Regions from separate parts of the Mus musculus genome. Here region 1 is linked to region 2. The links are chromatin loops, found by intact Hi-C in ENCODE. Cell type or tissue: gastrocnemius. All regions are shown on one strand.

Region 1 (5,000 bases), 1.7 Mb before region 2:
CCTCATCTGAGATGTTTTGGTATGCTCTGTGACTCTCAGCAATCATTAGTTGCTACAACAGTAGAATAGTTTGCTAAAAGCATAATCCCTGATATGTTCACTGTGCTTCTATCAAAGGTCACATATGGAAGATATTGAACTGTACATAGCAGTGTAGAAGGGGTTTTATTTTTTAAAGAAAGATATCATGTTGAACTGGTAAGGCATAGGTGTCTATCAAGGAAGAGTTGGGGTGATAATTGTGATATAAATACATTGTACAAAAATTGAAACTCTTAAGGAAATGAATAAAGAATTCAACTTTTTCTAAGTATACAAAAACAAAACAAACAAACAAAATGTTTAAATACGGTGATATTTATTTCAATTTTTTATAGCAATGGTGCCTATATTTCCAACAATAGAAATTTAAGAATATGCTGAGTAATTACATCTGTCAGAAGGAATTCTGAGAATGCTTTTCAAAGAGGATGTGTTTTTCAGAGGCCTTGGTTTTCATAGTCTATCCTAAAGAAACAAAGATCTAGTAGGCAAAACACTTATTAGGTCTCCTTAATCAAGAAATTTTCTGAATTTCAGTTGCTCAATTTATAATATCATGCTCTTTAATTCTGTGTAAAAATTTGCTCATATGTGGTTAGATTACCAATTTAAGGTTATTAACCTAGCATCTTATCCCTTTTAAATTTTGGAAAGTGTTCCAAATTTAATATGCATAGATTGTGATATTTAAATGATAAAAATAAATCTCCTTACTTTCCTAGAATAATTTATGCTAGAATATATTTCCTAGAATAATATGTAACCTCATTTTTTTAAGTGAATTTTTCTTTAACAATTACACAAGATGTAGTTCCTTAGGAATCCATTAACAGATCTCAAGATCAATGCCCTTTCAAGTTCAACTCTTTTCATTTCTACCCTTTAAAAAAAATCATATCCATCTTACTTTGTTTATATTTCATACTAAATTCATGCATTCCCCAGAAGTCATTGACCAATGATGTGTAGATATCATACTGGACCTGTCACCAGCTATCATCTGTTGAAGTAGTCAAGTGGCTAAAACCTCCCAATTTTTTTCTTTATCCAAACTGTGATTCAAGGATAAAGTCAAGAGGTCAACACAAATGATGCCTGAGAATTTTTACAGATTCTGAAAAATAAAATGAAGACAGTTGCATCATAGGGAAACTCCTCAATTAAATCCCAACTATGTTATTTGATAACAAAGGAAGACAGTTAGAATGTGCACATCTGGCAGGTAAGTGGCAGAGACAGAGAAATAGAGAAAAAGTTCCAGACAAAGATAGAAAGATAGATAGATAGATAGATAGATAGATAGATAGATAGATAGATAGATAGATAGATAGATAGATAGATGATAGATAGATAGGGACAGGCAATGCATAGCAAAAGTAGTTTATTGTTCTCTGTTGTGTGAGTCCATTTAATGTTTGTTTGTTCATGGGTGTTAGAACATCCACTAGAGCATGAATAACCTCTCAGGGAGAGCATCCTTGGAGAAAGCCGACCCTCCCAATCCCCACAGGAATCAAACTGCCACTAGTGCTTCAGACAGAGGAGGGATTTCATTAGCTCCACCCTAACCTGTTCTTGGATTTTGACTTTTGTGCAGGCAGTCCCATTTGATGTGAGCTTATGTGTACAACTATACTCTCATGTCCAGCAAATAGTGTTTTTGCCACATACATCTATTCCTCTGGCTGTTACAATTTTTATGTTCCCCTTTCTGTCATGATCTTTGAGCTTTTGAGAAGGGTTGGAAAATAATGAAAGGCAGCCCAAAGTCAGATTGCCTGAGAATCCTGTTATTACTTAGTGGACTCTTGTTGGGAGCCCAGGGCCTTGTTTTAGATAAATATTTAATTCATATGATTTTACTTTTGAAATCTTCATGTGTTATATGCTGAGTATAATGAAAGTCAAAAATCAATTAATGAATCTGTTTATTTAGCACATTCAGAATCTAGATCCCTATAATTAAATTGCATTAGTATATTGCTTTAGGATTTCAGTGGAGGCTTGGAACTAATAAAACCACTTCAGGTGAGTTTCTTTTCATTTGAGCATTCAGCTTCCTTGTTAATTCTTAACTAGTGTCATCCAAATTTGATAAATGAAATTTGGTTCATAGTTCAACTCTTTTCTAGACAAAGATCAATCCATTATGCCTACAGTTCTAAGAAATATATTAAACTATAAGACAAATACAGTAGTAAGACTGGCTCAAGTTATTTCAATAACTTTGTAGAAAATAACTTTAAAATATCAAATACACATGAGTTGAATGTCTGTATTATTCTATCTTGCCCATTTTCTCTACAAAGTATTAAAACATTTGAACTTAACAACTAAACTCATCTTTTCTTTTTTAAGATGCTTATGTCAGAGATATTTATCAGCAATGAGAAAACTAACCAACACATTACTCTTAATAAATCTATAAATTTGTAAAATGTAAATAACATTCCTAAGTAGTCTACCAAGGATAATGCTAGAGTAACATGAAGATTACCTCCAAATGTCTTACAACTCAGTAAAATTAATGATAAGAAGTGTCTTGGATTCTGAAAGGCATAAAGAAGGAAACATTAGGAGACATGATTATTAATGTCACCAATTTGCCATTGGCTACCTAAGACACAGGCTTTACTCTATGACAGATAACTTCTTCTTCTTCTTCTTTTTTTTTCATTTTATCTGACCATATGTTTAAAAAAATTTTTATTGTATATTTTCTTTAATTACATTTTAAATGTTATCCCCTTTCTCAGCCCCCCACCCCAGAAACCCGATATCCCATCCTCCCTTGCTTCTATGAGGGTGTTCCTCTACCCACCTACCCACCCACTCTGGCCTTCTTGCTCTCCAGTTCCCCTACTTTGGGGCATCAAGCCTTCACAGGACCAAGGGCCTCTGCTCCCATTAATGCCTAACAAGGCCATCCTCTGCTATATATGTAGCTGGAGCCATAGGTTCCTCCACATGTACTCCTTGGTTGGTGGTTTTGTTCCTGGGAACTCTGGGGGTTTTCATTGGTTGTTATTATTGTTCTTCCTATGGGTTGCAAACCCCTTCACCTCATTCATGCCTTTCTCTAACTCCTCCATTGGGGATCCCATTAGGGACCCCATTAAGGACCCTGTGCTCAGTCCAACAGATGGCTATGACCATCTGCCTCTGTATTTGTCAGGCTCTTGCAGAGCCTCTCAGGAGACAGCTATATAAGGCTTCTCTCAGCATACACTTTTTGGCATCCACAATAGTGTTTGGGTTTGGTGACTGTATATGGGATGGATTCCCAGGTAGGTCTGTCTTGGATGGCTTTTCCTTCAGTCTCTGTTCCACAATTTGTCCCTCTATTTGCTACTGTATTTTGTTCCCCTTTCTATGAAGGAATGAAGCAGCCACACGTAGGTCTATCCCTTTAAGATAAAGGCCTGTAATTATCTTTGAAGATACAATAAATATATGCTGCAGGGATTCACAGAATGGCCATTAGCACCAAGCAAAGAAACAAAACAGCTGTTTCAATATGGATACTACAAATCACAAAAAAACATGCATCCTTATAAAATGCATTCATTTTATATGAAAGCAAGCCAGCCTATTCATTGACACCGCTCTAGGACCCACGCTTGGCTACTCACTTCAATTTAGTTGGCAAAGATCTGTCTTGCATAAAAAACAAGTAAAAAAACCACATTATTTATTGTCAGAAAATAGAGAGTGCTTAGGAAATACTTCAGCTATAATATTTTGCAGTTTAAGATGTTCTTTCATGAGAATTAAGCAGGCAACCAAAATTGCACATTTCAATAAAAGCAACAGCATGAAAGAGAGTCACTAGGCAGAAAAATCCTGAGCAGAATAGCAGCACATCCTCATGTAAACAGAGACACTGCCTCAAGAGGAAGGATGAAGTAGCTTAGCACCAGCACATGTTGTTAAGACAAAGAAAACATGGCTTAGACAGGAAGGAAAGCGAAAGGAAATACACTGAACAACAGAATTGATTTGAAAATAAAGTGTCCAATAGGCGGGGAGACTTTCTCTGAATCTTGTGGTGACAAATTTTGAAGATCCCAAATCTAGATTTTAGCTGTAGTAAAAGTCCTGAATAAGAGCCCAAAAGGAGATAAATAAGAAGAAAGGGCAAGGGGCAAGAAGATTTTCAGGATTGGAAACCAGACTTACATTCACAGTCTCCTGCTATTGTATCATGGGAACATAGAAGATGATGTTGTACTTTACTGTGGTTTGGTATCATGGAAAAACAACACCAAATGCTAACAAAAGCAGGTTGGCTCTAGAACAGAAATCAAACTTATTTTAAATGTTTCTCTGCAACATGGGCATCATGGGTGTATTTGAGAGGGAGTTTCTTAATGGGATAAACATTTTGATCAGTAAAGAGAGTAAAGCAATTCCATGCCCAAACTGTAGGGGCCTGACCTATTCCCTGGAGGCCTACACAGAGCAAAAGTTGTAGCAGTAGAGAATCATATCTCTGTCTGACATTGTGCTACACATTGACCTTTTCCTGACTTCAGAGGGACACTCAGACTAGAACTTCCAGAGTGAGAATCAAGGACCCAGAAATTTGTACTTGGGCTGAAACACAGCCCATAGATCCACTGGACCGTCAGGAGACTTACTGATTGGTTTCATGTATGTGCTGAGACTTAGTCTTCATAACCAACGCCACTCCCTATCTCCATCTTCTTCACTTCCTCTTCCTCCATTTCCCATTTCTTTCTTCCTCCCTCTCAGATAATCTGTTTGCTGGAAAAAAAATGTTTTGCTCTCAGAGAAGAAGTGAACAAGTGGTTGGGAGGGGTAGGGAGGGAGAGGGAGAGAGAGAGAGAGAGAGAGAGAGAGAGAGAGAGAGAGAGAGAGAGAGAGAGAGAGAGAGAGATATTCTTAGATCCTATTGATTTTGTCTTTTTAGAGAAGTTTGTTTTACTGAGAAACAT
Region 2 (5,000 bases):
TGGACATACGTGCCATGACATGTATGTGGTGGTCAGTGCGTATGATGGATGGATATACATGCCATGACACATACGTGGTGGTCGGAGGACAGCTTCCTGGTTGGTGTTGGTTTTCTCTTTCCACCTTTTTATTCGCTGCAAGGATCAAACTTATTTTGCCAGGCTTCTACCATCTCATTAGAAGTGTTTTAGAAGTTACTAGAAGTGTTCACCTTTGTGATCCACTGTAAACTTATTGCACATACCACATTATCTGGAGGTTTTAATTAAATTGCTTTAATTACTATGCCAATTATATTGTTTTGTGGAGGGGAACTATAATTATTAACCAATGAGTCCCCCCTCCCCACATTGGGCAGCTCTTGGAAAACCATTACATGAAGTATATGTCTCTCCATGTCTACAGCCAGGAAAACACTTTTATTTAACATGAGATTGGACTTAACTGGAGGTACAGGTTTTAAGGGGAACTTGAGAATGGGTCTATTACCTCATTAGGACACATGTGGAGTAAAGTCCCTTGACCAGTGGTGTAATTAATCTGCCTTGTCCATGCCAGGGTGGGTGTTTTTGAAGCAAATATTGTAAACAGCAACTTGTACCACAACAGGCGCTGGCATAAAAGATTAATAGCTTTATGACTCTGTGGCAACTTACAATGCTTAGAGGCTTCACCGGCATTCACACTTTTGAATATTTCTCTAGTATTCTCAGTTGTGAATGTCATACAAATATTATTTGGTTTAAATAAATAGATAAGAGATCACATATGAAATTGTCTCCACTCAGTAGAATTTTAAAAAAGAAAGAAGGCCATAAACAACTGATCCATTCCGAGTCTCAGAGCTGGATTGGGAATGTGTGTGTTCAAAGTGACGCTGGTTAACGAGGAAAGGCTGTGAAGAACGCCAGGCAGGAATGGGCCTCGCCAGGAATCACTGTGTTAAATTAAGGTGAACTTAGAGGATTTCACAAAGAAGTTCAGGCTTCTGTTGAGATTAACATGGAGTGAGGCTGGAGACATAGAAGTAAATGTATTTTACAAACTACAGAGCACTAGTTTATAATATTGGGAATTTATGTTGGGGGATAACGATTTCAAAAGACTGCAGACAGGCACATGAAATGCAAGATTTCTATTTACAAAAATTACAAAAGATAATATACTGATAGATATGTAGAAATGCTAGGTATATGCTTATAAAACATAATTGTTGCAATAATTAGAAAGATATTTTGGGCTTGATGTACACCAAAATAAGACTGAGAAATGAGGATATGATTGTATTAATTTGGAAAGGATCATGAAACTCTGTTTATAACAGTGTTCTGTTTATAACAATGGAGAGAAGGAGGTGGCGTAAAATTGTAGGTTACCCAACCAGTGAAGCCCCTGACATCAGGACACTGTTCCTTAGCTGTGTTAGGGGCCACAAGAGTTGCAAGACTACAGAGTTGAGATTGGAGTAGGTGTCATAATTACGTAAGCTAGTAGCTAAATCCATGAAAGCACAGCATAGAGGCTGAGGAATTCATACAGAACAGAGAGCAGGGGAAACCAGAATTCTCAGGAAAACCTGTCAAAAAAGCCTGAGAAGGGCAGGGGACTTGGAGAACTTGGAGATTCTGATGATTAGAGTTACCTTTTAAGGAGCAGCTAAATGTTTCCAGATAGAATGCAGATCAGAAAACTGTCCACCAGATCTGCTCAGCAAAAGATCAGCTCCAGCCTGTTAGGATTAATTGGATAAAATTGAATAAGGCCAGTGAGTGAAGGTTACTATTGACAGTGCTTCATAAGTATCCTGGCAGCAACGCCGTGACAGCTGGAGGAGATGCAGCTTGAAGGAGGAACTTGTGGGGTTTGGTGCCTCAATGGAATAGAGATGGTGCAGAAAAACAGCAGGAAGAGCCAGCAAAGTAAGGAATGTGAATGTGGTCTCACCAGGGACTTGTTGCTGTGAAAAAGTATGTGACCGAATCAGAGAAAAAGTTTGTGGTTTCTGGGGACTTGTGTCCTCTGTGGTGGGAAGAGGATGATGCAGCTGCTCTGGAGTGACTTGAGGCTGTGGGAGTGTACAGTGGCACTCCACACACTGTGCCCAGATCAGGAAGTGGAGACCATTGAGCCCTTCAAGTACCTGCCCCTAGTTTCTCACCACTTCCCCTCTCACCCAGTGTTACAGAGGTTTCATAGTCCCTGTAAGTAATTCTACCATCAGGGGCCAGGTTTCAAACACGGGGTCTTTTTGGGGGGATGTTGTCATTTCAGTCAGTCCTTAATGGGACCAAATAGACCAAAGCCCCGGCAATCTGATGGCTGGAAATCGGGGCTGTTTCTCACATGCACCCAGAACGCGTATTTCTACCAGAGGAGGTAAGTTCTGTGGTACCCAGCATCTCAAATGAAATGCTGCGTTTTGTTGGTGAAGGTTGACTGTACCTGTGTGGGTGTAAGGGAAATACTTAGTGTGTACTTAGGAATTGAACAGTTCTTACACTTTCCATTTCAGCAGGGAGAGGTAGATCTCTCTCACTGTTCTCAATTCCACCAGCTTTATTGGATTGTTAGAATGACAAAGTTTCAGTCCTACTGACCTGGTTTTGCAATGTCAGTTAAATAAAGAACAGGTCTATGCTGGTTGGGGAATTGCTCGTTGAAAACGGCCACTCCTCGTGTTAAAAGCCAGTTCCCTTCACTTCCTTACATAGACTCATCTGGATGCTTTGTTTATGTTTTAGGTGCTTTCATATACGTAATCTAAAGGTCATTTTACATTTTTTAATTTGAGGGTTTTTTTTTTGTGTGTGTGTTTTCTTGTTTGTTTTAATTGTATGTAGTGTCATGGAATGCTGACCTTTGTGGGTAGCCTGACCATTGCTGCATTGACAACTCAGTTACGGTGACTATCTATAGGAGATCCTTACAGGATTGGGCCTATAAAGTAACATTCACTCCTAGAAGATCATCAGATCCCTCACTGTCTACCCTAGCCGCATGTAATCCTGCCACAGCAGCATGGAGTTTGTGCATATGCTAGATAGAGTACCCAGGAGGTCAGCCTTGAAGGAGATCCTAGTGTAAGTCAGAACCCTCTGCTGGGCGTGGCAGCTGCCAGGCATCCATGCTCCTGGAAGCAGCCCCAGCGTATTGATGGGTTCACTGAATTGGACTTGCATGGCATTGCTTCTTTGGTTTGTCAGTATCCTGTCGGGTGCAAATGGGAGTTGCTATATGTTTCTCCAGGAAAAAGTCACACACCATCTGTCATATGTAAATAAGTATGGAGTTTCTCATCTGTGCGATCCTGTTAAAATGCAAATGAATTTAGATTTTGGAGCGTTTTGGATCTCAGGTGTTGGGATTGGCGATGCTCAGCTCGTGACATATGGTTTCCTTCTAGCGGTGCAGAACTGAAGCTGCTGTGTGCGTCTGTCTGGGTCTTCTGACCTTTGCCTCTGACATCCACGCTTTACAAACATCTTTCCATACATTAACATTCCAGAATGTGTCATTGTTACCTTCTGATTGGGTCCTGATTCTGTCTGGTAACTGTTAAAGAAAAGGATTCATAAGCCTTCTCACACTCTTCTCCCACCCGTGTGCTTGCTTTTGGAACAGCCTTGGTTAAGGAATCCTGTTTGCATCTGGGCCCCATGAATTTGCTGAAAAGAACTTTTCTCCGTGACTGTGGAAGGCTTGGAGTGTAGACACTGCTTTGCTCTGTCCTTCAAGAGCAAGCTGACACTTAAGGGTTGTCAACCTGAACTGCCTTAGTAAACGTGCTATAAACTAAGGATGGCATATATTTACATATATCACATACATAACTACATACTAATGTTTTGCATCATTTTAACATGTTTCCAATTTGTTAAATATTCAAAATTTTCAAATATTTGACTCCTTGATGTCATTATTTTCAAATTAAAACCTCATGTAATATTTTATCTCTAAGTCAACCCATTTTCTTTCACGGGTAGGGATTCTGAGGCTGTTAGCACTTGTATTCCTTTAGTTCAGGGTGTTTCATTGTTGGCACCGCCAGCCTCCCCAAGGGTCTTAGGGCTGCAGTGTCTCATGCTGCCCTCCAGGAGCTTTGCTGCAGAGTCTGGACTTGGTCAGGATACCCAGATGTCCATATGCCCAGTACAGACCTCTCAGATTAGGTTGCAGATTGATTTGGTAAGACCATCTAGAGACTGCCATATCCGGGGATCCATCCCATAATCAGCTTCCAAACGCTGACACCATTGCATACACTAGCAAGATTTTGCTGAAAGGACCCAGATATGGCTGTCTCTTGTGAGACTATGCCTGGGCCGGGCAAACACGGCCAGAAGTGGATGCTCACAGTCAGCTATTGGATGGATCACAGGGCCCCCAATGGAGGAGCTAGAGAAAGTACCCAAGGAGCTGAAGGGATCTGCAATCCTATAGGTGGAACAACAATATGAACTAACCAGTAGTGTCCCATCCCGTCCCCGTCCCCCCCCCCCCCCCCCCCGCCGAGCTCCAGTCTCCAGCTGCATATGAATCAGCAGATGGCCTAGTTGGCCATCAGTGGAAAGAGAGGCCCATTGGTCCTGCAAACTTTATATGCCTCAGTACAGGGGAATGCCAGGGTGGGAGTGGGAGTGGGTGGGGGACTTTTGGGCTAGCATTGGAAATGTAAATGAAATAAATACCCCCTCCCCCCCCAAAAAAAAACAAAAAAACTAAGCATGAAGTTTAGGAAGTAAGTGCAGAGTCCAAAGAAAGCCTTAATGTTTGACTAATAGTAGGTAATTAAAACATTAAGAGGAAAACTAATTAAACCAGTGTGCTTCTCCACATTGATGGTCATAACTACTGTGGAAGATGTGTAAGCTAGTGTTGTTATAACCTATACTAATTAATTCCTATTAAAAGTCTACATAGAATTCCATGCTTTATAGCTTATAACCTTAGATTGGGACAATATATGTAAAATTGAAATGTTCAAAACTGAAGATAGAGT

The links. A loop is a pair of places that touch in the nucleus more often than their neighbours do. Peaks named below come from ENCODE experiments on the same cell type or tissue, not always from the same donor. Only the 100,000 strongest peaks of a DNase experiment are listed, where the experiment ranks them.
Region 1: a loop joins it to region 2, with 12 times the contacts of the local background. A loop is called at or near these places in 9 of 42 quality-filtered maps.

The regions. Positions count from the first base shown.
Region 1 is chr8:37,362,695-37,367,694 of GRCm38, forward strand. No RefSeq gene overlaps it. Among named protein-coding and RNA genes, the nearest start is that of Gm25126, 48 kb to the left of the region's middle. In gastrocnemius, no CTCF peak of the experiment used is centred here; no DNase peak of the experiment used is centred here.
Region 2 is chr8:39,018,568-39,023,567 of GRCm38, forward strand. The region is part of intron 1 of Tusc3 (tumor suppressor candidate 3); the gene reads left to right. Among named protein-coding and RNA genes, the nearest start is that of Tusc3, 15 kb to the left of the region's middle. In gastrocnemius, no CTCF peak of the experiment used is centred here; DNase peaks (open chromatin) are centred at 3,114 and 4,089.